3 separate regions of the Homo sapiens genome follow, and regions 1 and 3 are each linked to region 2. A link is an interaction called in ENCODE POLR2A ChIA-PET data of the cell type or tissue named here. Cell type or tissue: MCF 10A. All regions are shown on one strand. Links, peaks and the distances in the headings refer to the core of each region. The heading gives the core; the rest is flanking DNA.

What was found. Peaks named below come from ENCODE experiments on the same cell type or tissue, not always from the same donor. Only the 100,000 strongest peaks of a DNase experiment are listed, where the experiment ranks them.
Region 1: POLR2A ChIA-PET joins it to region 2 with 73 read pairs; 29 of 35 experiments call an interaction of 5 or more read pairs at or near these places.
Region 3: POLR2A ChIA-PET joins it to region 2 with 33 read pairs; 29 of 35 experiments call an interaction of 5 or more read pairs at or near these places.

What each region holds. Positions count from the first base shown.
Region 1 is chr2:231,670,251-231,676,719 of GRCh38, forward strand. No RefSeq gene overlaps it. Among named protein-coding and RNA genes, the nearest start is that of PTMA, 35 kb to the right of the region's middle. RefSeq lists silencers at 770-909, 970-1,019 and enhancers at 1,860-1,909, 1,886-2,998, 2,010-2,059, 2,560-2,609, 2,596-3,318 and 2 more. In MCF 10A, for the core only: a CTCF peak has its summit at 4,743 (motif pointing left); DNase peaks (open chromatin) are centred at 3,321 and 4,771.
Region 2 is chr2:231,608,647-231,615,115 of GRCh38, forward strand. It overlaps LOC105373928 (a long non-coding RNA gene), which reads left to right and starts at 3,120. Exons shown (of 2, transcript XR_923987.2): 1 at 3,120-4,239; 2 at 4,326-4,939. RefSeq lists enhancers at 3,643-3,892, 3,786-4,432, 4,433-5,078, 4,563-4,652, 4,663-4,712 and 4 more and a silencer at 5,543-5,922. In MCF 10A, for the core only: a CTCF peak has its summit at 4,068 (motif pointing right); DNase peaks (open chromatin) are centred at 3,335, 4,035, 5,295, 5,755 and 1 weaker place.
Region 3 is chr2:231,710,097-231,716,565 of GRCh38, forward strand. It overlaps PTMA (prothymosin alpha), which reads left to right. Exons shown (of 5, transcript NM_002823.5): 2 at 1,252-1,323; 3 at 1,794-1,887; 4 at 2,347-2,420; 5 at 2,708-3,455. The coding sequence ends at 2,755. MIR1244-1 (microRNA 1244-1) reads left to right here and starts at 3,218; the gene lies at 3,218-3,302. It also overlaps the pseudogene LOC124906134. RefSeq lists silencers at 168-577, 618-707, 1,008-1,057, 4,623-4,917 and enhancers at 393-1,029, 2,103-2,603, 4,406-4,565, 4,575-5,104, 5,105-5,634 and 2 more. In MCF 10A, for the core only: CTCF peaks have their summits at 3,911 (motif pointing left) and 5,346 (motif pointing left); DNase peaks (open chromatin) are centred at 3,895 and 5,305.

The DNA.
Region 1 (6,469 bases), core at 1,042-6,041, 62 kb after region 2:
CCTGGCATTGGGGGTCTCCCAGTCCCCAAGCTGAGAGACCCATAACCAGGTCATCAGCAGTTGTCTGACTGTGGGTGGAGGAGCCCCTGGGCCCCAGGGCTTCCAGGCACTGTGGCTCAGCTTTGCCGGCCCAGAGAGCCACATAGGCATGAGGTAGTTGTGAACACACAGTTCTGGGTTAATAAGTGTTTGCTGACTGACTCCCAAGGGCTAGGAGGTGGGGAACTGCCACAGGCTGGTGGCTGGCAGACTTCATATGGCACCTGGGACGCTGGGGGGTCCTGGTCCCCTCTGCCGTGAGGGGCCAGGTCAAACTCATCCCTCTCACCCCAGCCCACAGGTTGCAGGTCTTTTTTTTTTTTTTTGAGATGGAGTTTCACTCTTGTTGCCCAGGCTGGAGTGCAGTGGTGCAATCTTGGCTCACTGCAACCTCTGCCTCCCGGGTTCAAGCGATTCTCCTGCCTGAGCCTCCCAAGTAGCTGGAATTACAGGTGCCCGCCACCACGCCCGGCTAATGTTTGTAGTTTTAGTAGAGACAGGGTTTCACCATGTTGGCCAGGCTGGTCTTGAACTCCTGACCTCAGGTGATCCACCTGCCTTGGCTTTCCAAAGTGCTGGGATTACAGGCGTGAGCCACCACGCCCGGCCACACAGGTTGCAGATTTGATGAAGGGCAGGGAGGAGGCTCTGGCTAAGACCAGGCTGGATCTGAACTTGTAGTCCAAAGGCAGAAGGAGTGAGATCCAGACTATCCCAGGAAGGAACTGGGGCCTCTGGAAAACCAGAGAGGTTTTCCTCCCCTGAAGGGGTTTTGTGGCACCGTCCCTCAACAGGCCACCTGGTGGCCACAGAGGCTCAGGCAGGGTTGGGTGGGGGGGAATGGGAGGGGATGGGGTGGGTCAGGGCCATTGCTCCCTGCTGAGTCCCACTGGGGATCATTGTGACAGAGAGGAAACCCCTGTTGGTGCAGGGAAGCCAAAGGAAAATAAAATTTGCCCCACCCTGAAAAGGAAAGGAAGACTCAGGAGAGAGGCCCCAGAGGGGGAGGCGTTACTGCCCAAAGGCTCCCAAGACCTGTCAGGTCAGCAGACACCAGCTGTGTCCCAGCAGAAGGTGGCCGGTTGAGCCCAGCTCCAGGAGGACACCAGCTCGGCTCCCATGCCACAAGGGCTGGTCGGGCCTGAGAAAGCGCCTGCCCAGATGTGCCAAGGAGAGTTGGCCCCACACCCAGACCTGCACTGCTGACTCCAAGCAGAGGCTGCGCCCACCTCACCCTCCTTCCTGCAGGAAGTGTGGCTTTGCAACAGTGGCTGGTCTGAGGAACTGCCTCCTAGGCTAAGCCCTCTGGCTACCTCCCCAGGCCTCAGGGATCCCCCTGGAACACACCTGCAGTCCCGTCCAAGGCAGGCTGTGTACTCTGAAAGAGCCCTGGGGTTCCAGGACAGAGCCCACCGGCGCTCACTGGCTAGAGAGCCTGGGGCAGTTCACTCTGCCAGCCGGCCCCCAGTGCTCAGTCCCAGCTCTGCCAGCCAGCATGTAATTTTTCTGCCTGTGAGAGCGTGAGCCACCTGAGCCGGCTGAGCTGAGTGGGCAGGACCAGAGGTCAGGACCAGAGCCTGGGTGCAAAATGCAAACATGGCCCCGTATGCAAATCACTCAGTTGTTTGTTCCTTCTCTCCTGACAAGGGCCAGCCACACCCAGATGCCGAAAAGAGCGCGCATGGCCTGGTCCCTGGGTGTCCTCAAGAGAGGAGTGGGCTGGGCACCTGATGGAGCACAGCAGCGCTAACCTCTGGGGCAGGACCCAGCTGAGCAGACGGCCCTTTCTCTTCGGAGCCGCGAGCCCTCGGTCTCCGCCCGAGGGAATTCATAGCATTCTGCCTTTCCTGAAATCACTCCTGTCCCAAGTGGAGTCATCCCACAGACCATCAGTGATGTCTGTTTCCCCAGGCTCAGGGCAGACTTTCAGTCTGGGGCTGAGGTGGCCCTGTGTGTCTAGGGGCTGATGTGGGCAGACCTTTGAGGAGCTGGCTGGGAACCCCTCCCCCGCCTTCATAACAGGGACCACTGCAGGGTGGTAAGCCAGGCCCACATAGCTCTTTTTTTTTGCCCAGCTAATTTTTTGTATTTTTAGTAGAGACGGGGTTTAATCATGTTGGCCAGGATGGTCTTGAACTCCTGACCTCAGGTGATCCACCCACCTAGGCCCCCTAAAGTGCAGGGATTACAGCCATGAGCCACTGCACCCGGCCATCCACATAGCTCTTTCTTGCCTGAAAGATCCTGGGCCAGGAGGGAACTAAGCTTGGGACCCTGCCTCAAAGGATGCTGGGCAGGGTGACGCCAGCACTGGGTGGGTAGCAGTCCCCTGAGGCTGCGGGTGGCAGACAGCTGGGCCACGGGGACCCTGGGGAGTCCCAGATGTTGTCTCTTTCAGCTCACTGCTTCTCCGAATGTGACGGGGAGACTGGGGAGGCCACAAGGAGGAGACGAGGGGCCCCCACGGGGGTTTACTGAGGAGCACACAGTGCGGGCAGTGGGCCATCTGTCCCAGGGCTGGGCCAGGGAGGGGCTTCCCAGTATCAGCAGGCAGGGCCGCCCTCAGGCCCAGCTCCCCCAGGAGTGCATGGCAGGGGCACCTGGCTCAGGGCTGAATGGAATGAGATGGGTCCAGAGCACCCCCTGCACACAGTGAGGCTCAGGTGAACCTGGGAATGTTCAGGGAGAGGCACAGGAGAAACAGGAGGCCTGAAAGGGAGGGGCCTGGCCTGAGGGCAGATCTGGAGGGAGGGCCCACCCGCAAGCTGCTTCCCTCCGGCCTGCTGGAGGCGCCAAAATCACCCTAGCCCGGGCCCCACCCGACAGTCTGAAAGCCCTTTCTCTTTCCATACTGGGGGAGGTCTGAAAGCCCTGGGCAGGGACCGACGTTCTGATTTCACGGCAGACCTTGTTTTCCACCAAATCAGTGAGCCCTGGTTCTGGAGGGTCCTTGAAATCTCCCCTAAGAGCTTGGTCAGAGCCTCGGAGGAAGGAGGCGTTTGGGGGAGGAGACTCAGATCTGGGAGGCCGGGTCTAGAAGGTCCGGCCCATCCTTGGGACCCCAGAACCTGGTCCCTGAAAGGCATGGCCCCTCCTGAGGCACTGACTCTGGGGACTGAAGCCCCCACAGAGCTCTCACTTCCAAGGCCCCCCAACCCTGGGCCACTGGGGAATCCCTGCTCCCTCCCCTTCCCCACCCATCCTCTTAGGCTCCTTCTCCTCCCATCCCCCAGGGAAAAGAGGGCCCGCCCCCCACGCCAGGGCATCCCACTTCCTGCCTCTCACCGGCAAACAGCTCCCAATCCCAGTCCTCAGTGAGGAAACGGAGGTGTGTCTGACCCCTCCCAGCCAGGCTCCACCACAGTGCTGGCCCTTGACTGTATTTGTCCGTCCTGTTGGCTTCCTCCAGGTCGGTCTTGTGTTCACACAGGGTACTCTAGCCCACCTCCCTCCTGCTTCCCTGACTTCACAGCCTCCATATATATATATATATATTTTTTCCTTCTCCTTCCAGATGGAGTTTTGCTCTGTTGCCTAGGCTGGAGTGCGGTGGCAAGATCTCGGCTCACTGCAACCTCCTCTTCCTGGATTGAAGCGATTCTCCTGCCTCAGCCTCCAAGTAGCTGGGATTACAGGCGCCCACCACCACACCCAGCTAATTTTTTGATATTTTTAGTAGAGATGGGTTTCCCGAGTTTCACTGTGTTGGCCAGGCTGGTCCCAAACTCCTGACCTCAAGTGATCCGCCCGCCTCGGCCTCCCAAAGTGCTGGGATTACAGGCGTGAGCCACCAAGCACGGCCCCGCAGCCTCCTTCTTGAAAGAGATGTCCACACCCCATCTGCCCCTCCTTCTCCCTTCCTCATTCCTCAGCAGCTGGCCTCCTGCGGCTGCTCCCAGGATCTTCTGCAGAGTCTGGTCCAGCCAACCCCACCTACCTGGCTCCACATCCACGTCTTTTGAGCCCTCCTCTTCTCCGCCCCATGGGTGCCCGTTTCTCCAGGCCTGCCTCTCTGCCCTCCTGTCCTCACCACAGGCCCTTCTTTCTGCCTGGGCCTTCTTTCTGCCTTCCCTCTGAGAGTGGAAGTGGGGAGGCTGGGAACAAAGGCTGGCATAGGGCACCCTGGGTGCAAAGAGGCCTCACTGTGTACCAGCTGGATGGCCTTGGTTTCCTCAGGCATAAAGTGAGGTTGGTAACGTGGAATTGGCCTCTGGGTCCTGTGAGGACTTAGAGGCACACATCCAGGCAGCTGCTGCACACCCAGGGGGCTGAGATTTGCCCAATGGACTCTGGCACCAGTGCTTTCAGCCACAGTGAGAGGTTTGCAGAGGGCTTCATAAGTCCTCAGGCATTTGGGCTGATCTGGGAGTCCCAGTGACCCAAGCAGCCACACACATTCCCACACAGCTCAGCGCATTACTCTTCCAAGCAAGGGGCAGGCGCGTTTTGAGGGCCTCGACCATTTGTACGGAACACCGTGTTCTGTCTGCTGCCACTGGTCTCAAGGAGGACGAATCCCCTCGACCTTACCCCACCCTGGGCATCTCCACCCAGAGCCCTGGGACGTGAGGGCTGGGGGCTGGCAGCAGATGGGTTAACTCCTGGCCTGGCTCCAGAAGGATGCCCCGTCAGCCTGCAAACCCCTCTGGACTCCTGGCACCCCTCCCCTCCCACACGGCCCCTCTACCCTCCGACTGAAGGGCACAGGGGCTCCCCCAGGTGGCCAAATGCACGAAGGCCAGAAACGGGGGAGTCCGGCAAAGACTCACTGCAAACAGCTCGCCCCTTCCGCCCCATAAATACAGCTCCCTGGTCGGACCAGGTGTTCTGACTTGGGATTTGGAAAATCAGGCCACCTGTATGTGGATTTGCGTCTGTAGGAAGCCAGCGGCTTTGCAGCCCAGGTGTTGTAAAGTATTCTTAGCAGGCTGTGGGGGAACTGCTTGCAGCCATTCTAAAGCTGTGGCAGGGTTTAGAATGACACACTCTGCCATGTGTCATGGGTCACAGGACACAGAGATATGGGGACAGGAAACAGCCCAGAGGCCCAGCTCGAAGCCAGAAATGCACCAGTAACCACTATCATGTATAACATGCCTCTGTGTGCCTGTCACCATGCTCAAGGCTTTCCATCCCTCGTCTCATTTACTTCTCACAACAGCCTAGGAGTTAGGCACTCTGATTCTCCCCATTTAGCAGATGAGGAAACTGAGGCTGAAGTTAAATCCTTTGTCTAGAATCACACAGCTAGACAAAGCCTGAACTTGAACTCAAATATGTCTGCCTCCCAGCTCTTTGCTCTTTTTTTTTTTTTTGAGATGGAGTCTCGCTGTGTCGCCCAGGCTGGAGTGCAGTGGCGCAATCTTGGCTCACTGCAAGCTCCGCCTCCCCGGTTCACGCCATTCTCCTGCCACAGCCTCCCGAGTAGCTGGGACTACAGGCACCCGCCACCGTGCCTGGCTAATTTTTTTGTTATTTTTAGTAGAGACGGGGTTTCACTGTGTTAGCCACGATGGTCTCGATCTCCTGACCTCGTGATCTGCCCGCCTCGGCCTCCCAAAGTGCTGGGATTACAGGCGTGAGCCACCATGTCCGGCCTTTAGCTCTTTGCTCTTATGCAAGCCTGCCTGTGCACAGGAAGATGACTTGGCCAAGTAACTAGAGAGCCACGAGTATACTCGTGAGATGCTCATCAACGAGGATGTGCAACGCCTTCTTACCCCAGAAGCATGCACAGCAGGCGCTCCGCAATTGCAGCTGGAACACAGGGAATGCATACACATGAGAAACAGGAAGGCAGGACCCAGCTTCCCCCAAAAACAGCACACACAGGCACCCAGGGGCCCTGATACCTGCCAACAGCAAGATGTGTACAAGACTCAGGGCTTGGGTACTGGTCCTTCTAGACCACAGGCACCTAGACACCATTGAGTGAACCAAGATCCAGAAAGTTCCAGTGACAGGTTGTGGCCCACTCTCGGCTTACTGGCAGGCTGAGCTCCAGCATTCTCAGACCCAGACAGGTTCCTGGTGACAGCCATGCACAAGCAGGGAACACATCCATGAATGTGGGTTCAATCACACACGGCTCCACCCACATATACATCTTCCAAAGACAAAACCTGCTGCCACCATCTGTGCAGACACAGTTGAACACCTGGCCTCTTGGTCACACAGTTCAGCTCACAATGACAAGCACACACACGACACACACAGAGAGACACAGACACACGCACACACAATACAGACAAACACACGCACATGAAAGGGGGTCTCAGAGAGAAGGGGAAGAAAGGAGGAGCTGGCTCAGGAGCTGAAAATCCCTGCAGTCCCACAGACACGCAGGGCCTAAGCCCTGGGATCCGGCCCCTGGGCTGCAGACTCTGTCCTCAGGTGGCTGCCACCCACCTTCTGGGGCCCCGCCTGCCTT
Region 2 (6,469 bases), core at 1,012-6,011:
GATGACGTTAAACATCATACCACAGAATGATACAACAGAGAATCTGATTGTGGCTGGGGGCACCTGCTTTAGAACAAACTTCCTCTGGGTCAAGAAGGGTCTCTCTGAGGAGCCACGTCTGAATCAGAGGCCAGTTCCTCGATAAGTTGAAAGATGAACATTAACCAGGCAAGTTCAAAGGCTCTTGGATGGGAAGGAAATTGAGGTGTTGGATTCAAGGGAACAAAAGTGAAGCTGATGACGGGAGATGAGGTGAGATGTAGGACCAGAGGGCCGGGGAGGTTGCCTCATGCTTGTAATCCCAGCACTTTGGGAAGCCAAGGAGGGCAGATCACTTGAGGTCAGGAGTTTGAGACTAGCCTGGCCAACATGGTGAAACCTCATCTCTACTAAAAATACAAAAAAAAAATTTAGCCAGGCATGGTGGCGTGTGCCTGTAGTCCCAGCTACTTGGGAGGCTGAGTCATGAGAATCACTTGAACCTGGAAGGCAGAAGTTAGAGTGGTCCGAGATCATGCCCCTGGGTGACACAGTGAGACTGTCTCAAAAAAAAGAAAAAAAGAAAAAAAGAAGCAGGACCAGAGGATGCAGGGCCTTGAGGAAGAATCTAGAAGAATCTAGCTTTTATTGTCAGTGAGGTGGGAGCGTCAGATGGTTCTAAGCAGGGCAGTCATGGAATCTTTTTTTTTTTTTTTCTTTTTGAGACAGAGTTTCGTACTTGTTGCCCAGGCTGGAGTGCAATGGCACAACCTCAGCTCACTGCAACCTCCGCCTCCTGATTCAAGCGATTCTCCTGCCTCAGCCTCCCGAGTAGCTGGGATTACAGGCATACGCCACCATGCCCGGCTAATTTGTATTTTTAGTAGAGATGGGTTTTCTCCATGTTGGTCAGGCTGGTCTCAAACTCTCAACCTCAGGTGATCCACCCGCCTCGGCCTCCCAAAGTGCTGGGATTACAGGTGTGAGCCACCGCGCCCAGCATGGAATCTTTACCTGTTTCAAGCCATCACTGGCGGTCAGACAGAAAATGAATTCATCACATGAAATACCTGCTGTTCGGCACATGAGCATTTCTGGAAGTATTTCTGGAAGTGTTCTATGGAATGGGTGTAAGGTTTTGGGTTTTGTTTTGTTTTTTTTCCCATTAGTTTTTTTTTGTTTTGGGGATGTTTTTAGAGATTGGGTCTCATGTTGCCCAGGCTGGACTCAAACTCCTGGGTTCAGATGATTCTCCCACCTCAGCCTCCCGAGTAGCTGGGACTACAGGTACGCACCACTGCACGTGGCTGAACATTAGCTTTAACCTGCATTTGTGCAATATCCTGTCTGCTGTTTAGGAGCTGGAGTCCAGCACTTGGACTTGTTTGGATCCCCAACTGCCTTGCTCTGAGTAGGTATTCAATGAACATTTGATGAGTTGATGCTTCTGTTTTAGCTATGATCTTCTGGGTTTGTTTTGTTTTGTTTTGTTTTTACACAGAATGTTGTCCAGGCTTGAGTGCAGTAGCACAACCTCGGCTCACTACAACCTCTTCGTCCCGAGTTCAAGTGATTCTCCTGCCTCAGCCTCCCGAGTAGCTGGGGCTACAGGTGCCCGCCACCATGCTGGGCTAAGTTTTTTGTATGTTTAGTAGAGACAGGCCTTCACCATGTTGGCCAGGCTGGTCTGGAACTCCTGACCTCAAGTGATCTGCCCACCTCAGCCTCCCAAAGCGCTGAGATTACAGGCGTGACCCACCTTGCTAGGCCTGATCTTCTGGTTTTGCTTCTCAAAGTGTGGTCCTCAGACCAGTATCCGCACCAGCTGGGAGCTTGTAGGAAATGGAGAATCCTAGGCCCCACCCAGGCCTACTAAATCAGAATCTGCCATTTAACAAGATCCCCAAGAAATCCTAATGAATGGTAAAGTTTAAGAAGCACTTCTAGAGGGCAGAATAACTCAAGGGCCTCCGAAAAACCCGTAACAGACAGCAGGAAGTGGGCAGGGGTTAAAAGAGAGGCAGCCCTTAAGCCCAGCTGGGATGGAAGAAGATTTTGATTGGAGGTAAGAGAAGGTACATTCCAGGCTAAGACAAGGCTGGGAAGGAGGAGGCAAGTGTGAGGGTGGAGGGCCAGTGGTCTGAAGCAGCCAGCCCCAGGGGCCAGCAAAATGAGGAGGTAGAAATTCCCAGAAAGGCAGGAGACACCAGTTGCAGTGGCTCACGCCTGTAATCCCAACACTTTGGGAGGCCGAAGCGGGTGGATCACCTGAGGTCAGGAGTTGGAGACCAGCCTGGCCAACATGGTGAAACCCAGTCTCTACTAAAATACAAAAATTAGCTGGGCATGGTGGCAGGCACCTGTAATCCCAGCTACTGGGGAGGCTGAAGCAGAAGAATTGATTGAACCCGGGAGGCGGAGCTTGCAGTGAGCTGAAATTGCACCACTGCACTCCAGCCTGGGAGACAGGGCAAGACTCAGTCTCAAAAAAAAAAAAAAAAAAAGGCAGGAGAAAGCTCTCTCAGAGAGCAGCCCCTCAGATGGCCAAACAAGACTGGGGAGTTAGGTGGTGTGAGGCTGAATTCTGGCTCTGCCTCCCCCTAGCTGAGTGACCTTGGGCAAGTTATCATACTTAACTCTCTGAGCCTCTACAAAGTGGGGATAATAATAGATGTGCCAGCTGTTGGGGGGGCAGGAAGATTAAATGAGATAACACATATAAAACGCTTGGTACAGGAGAAAGGTGGGGAGCGCTCAGTAAATGGTAACTGTGATGACGAATAAAGTGCGGGCTGGATTGGGAAGGCCAGGAGGGGGCACTGAAGGCTTTTGAGACGGGGAGTACTGCAGCCTGTGTTTTAGGGAGATAAATCCAGCGGGTGCACCAGAGACAAGGACAGGGGCATGGCCAGAGGCTGCGGGCAGATGGGAGGTTGGTGTAATAGGGGCAAGACATTGAGAGGTGCCTTGGAGCTCAGAGAGGGGGAAGCAGCTGCCCTGGGGCAGAGAGAGGCTGGGGCAGGATGGCTCTGGGCTTCTAGGCTAGGAGGTGGGCTGAGGGCAGGCAGGCTCTGGGAGAGACGTGCTGTGGGAAGTGTCTGGCTGGGGTGGGGTGGAGAGGGGGGCTTCAGGGGACAGCAGAGAGGGGAGGTCTGAGGCATGGGGAGGATCAGGACCAGAGTCAGAGAGAAAACTTTCAGCCACAGGGGTTTATGGATGCCTCAGGATAGGTGAGGCTGCTCCCAAGAAGGAGGTCCTGAGGGAGCAGGAGGTGAGCTCAGCTGCACACAGAGGACTCAGTTGGGGAGACTCCCTCAAAAGTGGCAGCCACCCTGAGTCACTAAGTCTGTGACTCACCTCTGGCAGAGAGGAGGCAGGACAAGTAACAAAGCTGGTGCTTCCTGGGATGTTATCTGTGGGCCAGTCCCTGGTTTGCAAATCCCTTCCGTGCATGAACTTATCTAAAGCCCTATGAGGTGGAGCTAGTACCGGCACTATCCCATACTGCAGATGGAGAAATTGAGGCCCTGTGCGGTGGGGGTTATTCCAGACTCTTCGGCCAGGACACAGGCATTTGGCTAAACCTAGTGTTTGTGGCAGGGTCTGTTCTGATTGGCCGATGCCTGTCCTACTGGTTAGTCAATGTTTTGAAGGTCACCCTGGTTACACAGCTGGAGGAGGCAGAATCCCAACTAACCCCTGGGGCTGGAGCCCTGGTCTGAACCAGGATCCTCTCTCCGTCTAGCGCCGCAGCGCACCTCAGGACAAGTAATGTGCGTCGAAGGGCTTTGGAAACTGCAAGGCACAGTATAAATAACAGGTTCCTTCATTCCTCCTGGGCAGGAACTTTGGCCTCAACAGTTCCTTCTTTGTTGAGGCCAAAGAAGCTGGGCCATGAGAAGGCAGAGGAAACGCTGCTGTGGGGAACCAGCATTCTCTCTGCTTACTCAACGGGGAAAGTGAGTCAGAAGGGAAGCCTCCCTGAGTGGAGCCCCATGGTCAGCCCCTGGGAGGTTCTCACGTGCCAGACGCCATCCGGCACTAACCAGGTTAGCCTGGACTTGTCCCCAGGGCCCGTCCAGGCTCTCCTGCAACTGGCCACCAGGGGGCGCCGCTCCCCCAGCCTTCCTCTTACTGAACCTACCCCCCACCACCCCCCCAACAACCTGCTCGCGAGAAACCAGGCCTTGGAAGGAGTCCCGGGGAGCAGGCACCAGAGACTTTGAAAAGTGGCAAAAACGCGGGAGATGCTGAGTGGAGGTGGGAGTTCGTCCCTGCCCCACTGGGAGGGAGAAGGGAAGGGGGGACGGAAACCTACATATACCCATTTTCAATTCCCAAACCAGCCCTGTGGAGGAGTGCCTGCTCCCATTTTACAGATGAGGAATTTGAGGCCCAAAGATGTTGGGTAAGATCAAGAGGCTAGGGACAGGCAGCGCTGCGTCATTTGCTTCCAAGGTCAGTTCCTAATGGGACCACAAGCAAATGCTAGCTCATTTGGCCCTGTTGCCTAGCGGGGTCTCCCCCCCCGCCCCCCGTTGATCCTATGTTCTGAGTCGTGGCCAACACCACAACCTATTCCCCCACTGTGTTCCAGCAACAATTCCAGCTGCCCCTTCTCCAACCTGAACTTTCTGGAAGCCTGGGCACCTGCTTCATTGTTTTCCAGGGACCCCCATCAGCCACCCATCCCACACCCTCCCCATCTGGGCAGAGCCGGGAGCCCCCTCTGCAGCCCTGTCCTGCTTGACATCCCTTCCCCACCCCAGGGACCCCGCGGGGTCAGGCTTTGCTCCTCGACACCCCACGGTAGGCAGCAGCACGAATAAACAATGGGACATTTGAACCAGGAAGAGCCTGTGGTTGAGGCCAAAACAGGCACCAAGGTTTTCTCTCAGCTCCTACCAACTCCTTTTATGGCCTCTGGGCCCAGTTCCTTCTTCATAAAAAGTCAGAACTGGAAAAGGCCTCGAGTCACTGGGTCCAACCTGAGCCAACACTTTCCTTTTCTATAGAAAAAACCCGTCGTGCTGCCTCCCCGGCTCCAGCCAGGTTTACAGCACCAGGATCTGGGCCGGCAGCGTCCTTCACCGGAGGGAAATTCTAACCCTGGGGCGGGACCTGGGCACGTCCGCCGGGGAGGCCCAGTCCCTGCACCTGTAAAATGGGGGGCGGGCCTAACCGTAGCTTCTTCAAAGGCCCCCCGCCCCCAGCTTGAGGTTCTGTATCTAGCCCCAGGGACCCGCCCTAACGAACATCTATTTCGGCCCCCTCTGTCCAACCGTTTCCTTCCCTCTGCCCTGAGAGCTGTAGGCAGCTCGCGTGTGTGGGCGCACGTGCGTGCAAGTGATCATGTGTGTGCAGGAGCCGGTGGCGGCCAGACGCAACTCGGCACAGGCGTCCGCGCCTGGCTCTGTGCGCGCCCCCGAGATGCCGGCCTCCCCTAGTCAACCAGGTGGCCGTGTGCAGCCCCGGGTGTGCTCCGCGGGTACCAGCCCGGGCCGCTCGCCCCTCGCGGCCGACAGCACGCGGTGCGCGGCATCTGGAACGTGGGAGCTTCTGGTTCCCAGTCCCGGAGACCAGCGCCCCCTCCCCGCCAGGGATTTTTTCTGCTCCGCGAGGCGCGCTCCGGGGCGGGGGCCGAGAGCAGCCCCGCCCGGGCCGGCCTGCTAGGGCGGCGAGTCTGCCGGGAGCGCGCCGCCCCCACCCAGGCGCCCCGATGGGTTTTTCCATGACTGCATCCGGCCTCGGGCCGCCTTTGTTCCCGCCGTCCCCGGCCTGCCCGCGAAGCGGCCCGCCTCTCCCTGCGCGCCTGGGATTTTCCAGGGCTCAATTGGAGCACTGGCGAGCCGCCTCCCCGCCCCCAGCCTCCCCTGCCCCGGCTGCCCCCGAGTCCTGTTTCAGGGATCCTAGCCCTCTCTCCAGACGCGCTGCTCTGTCCACTGTCCCCGCCTCCAGGACCTGCGTCCTCCCAGCCCCACATTTGTGCGCAAAGTTGACGGTCACCGGGCCCGCGCGCTTCGGCATCTCGCGAAGGCGCTGCCCGCGCCCTGAGTCCTTCCCTGGGGCTGTACGTTGGAAAGGACAGAGGTCTCCTCTGCTTCGCAGTTGCAAAAGGCTTCACGTTTTCACCAAGGGGCAGATGGGGCAGTAGGGGCCCTGGGAGGCCTGGTCCACCAAGGAGGGGGAACCCGCGCGCGCGCGCGCACGCACGTGGCCCGGCGCGCCCGGGAGACCTCCGTGTGATCACCGCGCGCAGCAGCTCCCGGGCGGAAACACCTCCCCCCTCCACGGGAAAGTGGGCTCAACCGGGGGCGGAAAGCGACACGGCTGGGGGACGACTACGTGCTCCCTTAACCCCCTTCCCGCTGTCAGTAAGGAAGTGGAGATAAACCGAAGAGAGGCCTTGGAGAAAGGAGCAGGGCGGGGTGAGGGAGTTGTGGGGGGATTATTTGAGAGTGAGGTCAAGCTCAAGAGCCCCAGGACCCTC
Region 3 (6,469 bases), core at 793-5,792, 100 kb after region 2:
CGAGAGGCGCATCCCCGACAGTCTCGGACCTACGCAGCCCGGTGGACTTTGGGGCGACCTCCCGTGGGACTTGGCCCGCCGAATGCAGACATTCGGGCCTGCCGGGGTGGCGGCAGTGGGGCGTCGAGTCGAGAGCCCGGCCGACCGACGCGCGACCCGCGCGCGTGCCACTGCAAGCTCTGCCTGCCGGCCGGGAGTCTCCAAGGCAAGGGACGCACTCGGCGGCCCCGGGCCACGTGCTCCCTGCGCGCGGTGCGTGCCGAGGCCCGCGCGCAAAGCCCGCCGGGCGGGGGATGCGCGCCTGCGCGCCGCGACCTCCCTGCCCCCACTGCTCCCCGGGGCTTCGGCCGCCAGGGGGCGAGAGCGGGCGGAGCCGGGGTCCGCGGAGCGGAGCGGGGCGGGCCGGACTGAGAGGGCCGACAGGTGGCCCGGAGCCGCTCGCCGGACAGCGGCCGAGGGGTTCCCGCAGGCCCGGACGCCGGACCTCTGTTGGTATTGGTGGCCGTGTCGTGTGGAAAAAGTTACCGGGCGCCCGGGGCCGCGCTGCCTTTTGGATCCCGGGCGGAGTCCCACCCCCGAGGTGCTGTCGGGATCCCTAGCCGCCGCGGGGAGGCCGGGAGTTGGTGGCTCCGGCGGCAGGCCCCGGCCTGGGGCACCGCCAAGCAGCGGTTTGCGGCCTCTAGGAACAGCGGTCGGATTTGGGGGGTCGGTGTGCTTTGGCTTTTTTAGATACCTGTCCTGGCCGGGGCGGTGCGGCCTCGCGGGCCTTCCAGGCTGGCGCGCCTGTGGGGCTCTCCCCGAGCGCAGGCCCCTCTCTCTTTGCCTTATTTATTTTTGGAACATAACCTGCCGCCTTTCTAGACGGCTCGAGGGGCGGGCTCTTTGCACTTGGAAGCAGGCTGATGGGCGTGAGTGTCCGGGGCTCGTCCACCCGGCCGGACGGGCTGGGGGCTGTGGCGCCACATGGCTCCTTTTTCCTGGGAAGCGCCAGGGGGCAGTGGGAACCGCCACCGGGGCCGCTGTAGCGGGCCTTAAAGGATGGGAAACCTTGATCACAGATGCCCCCCGCCGGCCTTCCTTCCACCAGACCAGTGGGAGAGGGACCGCAGGGGCATCAGGCCTTTCTCAACATGCGACTCTTAATTTGGGACGGACAGAACAGCCGTACAGACCAGTAGTTCTCAGCGCCTTTGCTTACCCTGGGTTGCTCAGAAGACTTACTGGTTACTGGTTCCTTCTTCCCTTTTGAAGGACTTAAAGGAGAAGAAGGAAGTTGTGGAAGAGGCAGAAAATGGAAGAGACGCCCCTGCTAACGGGAATGCTGTGAGTGTCTGCTTTGCTCCTGAGCCCTGGCAGCTACCGCCCCACAAAATTTTTCCTGTTCTACTTTAAACATACCTATATATGTGTGTGTATGTGTATATGTATAGCTTTGCACAGTGGCAGTATCGTAGCCAATGAGCTTTACCCGAGGCGCGATTATTGCTAGTTAAATATTTATAAAAACCTTTCGAGCAGCGCCTGAACAAGAATAGGTTCAGAGGAGACTCCGGTAGTCTGAGTTTGGGCTTGGCCCAGGGTGGGGAAAAGCCCTTGTCCTGGGGCAGTTAATGTGCAGGTTTCATGATGGAGCCTGGAGGGTGTTGACTGGAGAAGGGTCTCTGGGGTGGGCTTGGCTTGGCTGGGCTGTAGATGCAGCCGCCAGCCTCTGGTGGGAGGCCGGGCATCAGGAGCAACGCTCTGTCCAGCCTGGGGCCAGCTGGTAATGACATGGCCTGTTTTCTGTCGAGGAGAATGAGGAAAATGGGGAGCAGGAGGCTGACAATGAGGTAGACGAAGAAGAGGAAGAAGGTGGGGAGGAAGAGGAGGAGGAAGAAGAAGGTGATGGTGAGTAGCCTTGTCTATCTTCCCCTTTTCAGGTACTTTTTCCTGGCCTTGTCTGGCAGAAGGGGAAGGAAGGAATTGGGGCTCCTGGGAGTGGGACAATGGTACTTGGGGCCAGTGGACCACATGGCCCTGGGCACCCACCTGTAGAGTCAGGGAAGGTCTCCCTGACATGGAGTTGTGCCCATGCCCACTCACACTCACTCGCACACCTGAAAGTTTCTTTCGTGCAGCTCTGAAAGCCACTGATCTATTGGGCTGGCCTTTTGGGGTGCAGCTGCTTGGGCCTCTCTCCTCTGGAGAGTCCCACCTGTGTAGTGGGCGTGGGTGCCCTGATTGGGCCCAGTTGCAGGCAGTAGAGGCAGGGCAGGGACCTTGCAGTCCACTACATGTTCCTCGGGATTTCCCCAGGAGCCACAGTAGGAGGGAAGTGTGGTTTACCTGGCCTTTGATTCTCTCCAGGTGAGGAAGAGGATGGAGATGAAGATGAGGAAGCTGAGTCAGCTACGGGCAAGCGGGCAGCTGAAGATGATGAGGTGGGTTCTGGCTTGAGAAGAAGGGGGGTTTGGCATCTGGGTCTCCCCACCTGCCTTTAGCTGAGGTGCTCAAGCTGCGGAGGGACTGTTTCTGACTTTGTAGGTGGCCACTGTGTGGTCCTGAATCTTAAGAACAGGAAGGAAACAGGGCTGGGCTCAACTTCCCAGAGGCCTTGGGCTGTGGAGCTGGGGGTCCCTGGTTCTTGCTCTGCCAGCAGGAGCTGAGGCAGTGGGCTGGATAGGGCTCCTGGGGTTGGAGGGGCCTTTGACAGTCTTTCTCTGCTTAGGATGACGATGTCGATACCAAGAAGCAGAAGACCGACGAGGATGACTAGACAGCAAAAAAGGAAAAGTTAAACTAAAAAAAAAAAGGCCGCCGTGACCTATTCACCCTCCACTTCCCGTCTCAGAATCTAAACGTGGTCACCTTCGAGTAGAGAGGCCCGCCCGCCCACCGTGGGCAGTGCCACCCGCAGATGACACGCGCTCTCCACCACCCAACCCAAACCATGAGAATTTGCAACAGGGGAGGAAAAAAGAACCAAAACTTCCAAGGCCCTGCTTTTTTTCTTAAAAGTACTTTAAAAAGGAAATTTGTTTGTATTTTTTATTTACATTTTATATTTTTGTACATATTGTTAGGGTCAGCCATTTTTAATGATCTCGGATGACCAAACCAGCCTTCGGAGCGTTCTCTGTCCTACTTCTGACTTTACTTGTGGTGTGACCATGTTCATTATAATCTCAAAGGAGAAAAAAAACCTTGTAAAAAAAGCAAAAATGACAACAGAAAAACAATCTTATTCCGAGCATTCCAGTAACTTTTTTGTGTATGTACTTAGCTGTACTATAAGTAGTTGGTTTGTATGAGATGGTTAAAAAGGCCAAAGATAAAAGGTTTCTTTTTTTTTCCTTTTTTGTCTATGAAGTTGCTGTTTATTTTTTTTGGCCTGTTTGATGTATGTGTGAAACAATGTTGTCCAACAATAAACAGGAATTTTATTTTGCTGAGTTGTTCTAACAAAGCTGTCTCAAGCCTGGTTTTTCTGTTTCAGTTTCTTCAGACCTTCCAGGGCACAAGGATAGGAGGGGGAGGATCCTGGGGACAGTGGGTTGACATTTTGGGAGGCAGTTGGATGTGTCCTGTGATGGGCAGCAGAGTCTGGTGGGTGGGCAGGGACTGAGCTGCAGTTGGCTGGGGGGGCTGCTCACTGGGGCAGTCAGTGATTGCCCCAAGAAGCCTTAACTGGGGAGGAGGACTTCATCACTGGGTGCCACATGGGGACCCTGGTGCCCTGGGGGTGGGGGTTTGCAGTCCTAGACACTGGAAACGGGCCACACGGGACTGCCATTATGTGGAGCGCAGGGTGCTGGTGGTATAGGCCAAGAGGGAACTTGCCAAGCCTCCCAGGATGAGCGTCCAAGTGGTGGCTGCCTCTGCAGGCCTCACAGGTTTAGCTCCATGACGTGGCTCCCCCTGCTGGTGGCACGTGGTACCCCCCGGCCTCTTAGAATGCCGGGGTTTTGGTTTGGCACTGGTGCAGCCTGGCAGTCATCCAACCTTTGGTCTCCAGGTCCCTTAGGTTAGTTGGGCAGGCCCACCCTGCCCCTTGAACACAGTTGGAGAAGTTACTGTGCCGTTTGGATATTCATACACGGGCTGTGAGCAGTGGGTCAGGATAGCCAACTGGAGGAAGTGCCACCAGCTCGTGCCCTCAGAGGTGGAGGTAAGGATTAGAGCTCACCTAGAACCTTCTGGGATCCTCCAATGAGAGCTGCAGGGGCAGGGGCCGGTATAGGCACTGCTAGTGGGCCTGTTGCCCAGGTAGGACCTGAGGAAGCCATCCAGTGGTATCTGCAGGAAAACTCCCAGGAGCAGACTGAAGTGTCTGCAGAGGCCTGGCCTGGGTTAAGGGGAGATGCTGGGAAGGAGGGAAATGTGTGCATTGAAGAGAGCAAGAGAGACCAGTTCCCTCTACCTGCCCCTTGACACCGTGTCCACCCCATTCCATGCCCCCCCGACCTTTGTGTTTCACACCAGGCACCAGAGTTCTGGGGGGACCTTTCCCTTCTCTGGCTGGAGCTTAGTCACTCTCATGGGGCTGCTCAGGCCGCTTGTTCAGCATGTCCCCAGGCAGCTGCCACCAGGATCGGGGGCAGGTTGAGGCCTTGGTAGGAGGGACCCTCTGACCTGTATCTACCCCACACCCCCTGCACAGCCTGGGTATCTGCATCCTGGCTCATCCAGGGAAGAAAGGGAGGGTCTGGAGCCAAAACGCTGGCTCCTCTCTGTTCTGCCGCCCAAGGCGACTCAGTACTGCAGTGTTCCCAAGCTCGGCGCCCAGGAGGGTGTCTCTAAGGCAGGAGTGCAGGCGAAGGCCGTGAAGGAAGGCCACACAGGGCAGGTAGCGCTTGGAGCTGAGAGCAGATCTAACCCAGCTCCCTCAGGCTGCAGTCCTGCTCGGGACCACTACCGCAAGGCCCCTGAAAGGGGAGAAGCTGTGCCCTGGTCCGCACACAGACACGGCAGGCATGTTAGCATGAGGCAAGTAACTGAACCTTGTGGGCTTCAATCCCCTCCTCTGCAAAATGGGAACAATAGGATGAGGCATGAGCCAGGGCCCAGGGCTGCCTTGCTAGGGTCCCCCTGAGACACCCATATCAGCAGAGCTTACTGCCTCTGCTGTCTGAGCTGCCTCATCCCACCAAAGGTTTGGCCTGGAACAGCATTTGCTGGTTCTAGCAGAACACACTTACCCCTAGTCCTGAGCCTAGCACACAATTAACCACTGCCTGAGGATATACCTCAGGGCCCAGAGTCACCTTGATACCACTCCCAAAGTCCCCGAATGACCTCCCACTGGAGCCCAGGTTAAAAGATTATCAAGGAATGGGCGCCCCCTGGTGGACACAGAGGAACTGTAAAGCGTGCCGCTGAATTCTGTCCAGGAAAGACCCTTCAGTGGGCCCTGGTCCCAAGGTAGGCAACGCCAGTCACCCTCCACCTGACTCCCGCAACAAGACCTTTCTCCCTCTCTGTTGCTGGAACCCCAGTCAGATGTGACAGTCAGTGGTCATTTCCCAGACCTTCCTTCTGGGCAACTGATGCCCTCTCCCAAGGACTGAGTCCTTTACGTGGAACCAAAGCTGGAAGCAGGGGTCCACTCTTCCACGGTCTTGGGCTTCCCTGTGGCCACACACACCCTCACTGGACTCCACGCACCCTCACTGGACTCCATGCACCCTCACTGGACTCCATGCACCCTCACTGGACTCCATGCACCCTCACTCACTGGACTCCATACTGCCTCAGCAGACTCCACACTCTCTCACTGGACTCCCTGCTCCCTCACTCACTGGACTCCACGCACCCTCACTCACTGGACTCCACGCACCCTCACTGGACTCCACGCACCCTTACTCACTGGACTCCACACATCTTCACTGGACTCCACACATCCTCAGTGGACTCCACACATTCTCACTGGACTCTACAGACCCTCACTGGACTCCACGCTCCCTCACTGGACTCCACACTCCTTCACTGGACTCCACACACCCTCACTGGGACTGCTGCCCTGAGTACAAACTAGGAGAGTTTGAATGGGGGGTGTTCACTAGAATGACTAGAATGACTCAGTCACTAGAATGGGGGGCGGGGAGTCAGGGGCTCCCAGCTCTACTTCCTGGCTTTATCTTGGCTGTTGGCTACACAGCCCCAGGAATCAGTACTGCTTCTCCTCTACTGCTATCACAAGCCCTGGGGTCAGGATCCTCAGCCTCTGGCCCTTCCTAACTCCTCCCAGATCTCAGTCCCTCCAGGGCCCTGCTGCCTACCCTGCCTCTACCAAGCCTGCGGGTTGGATGCCTGTGTCCTAGATACAGGCCAGCCCTGCCTGCCTCAGGGCGCTGGCTGCTGCGTGGTCCCCTCCTGGTGGGAGCTGCTTCATGAGGGTGGAATCCCTGGGCCCCGTGTTATTTGGGGCCTGCTTCAGTCTGGCTGGGCCTCACAGGCCTGGCCCCCCGCTATGCCCAACCTGTCTGCTCAG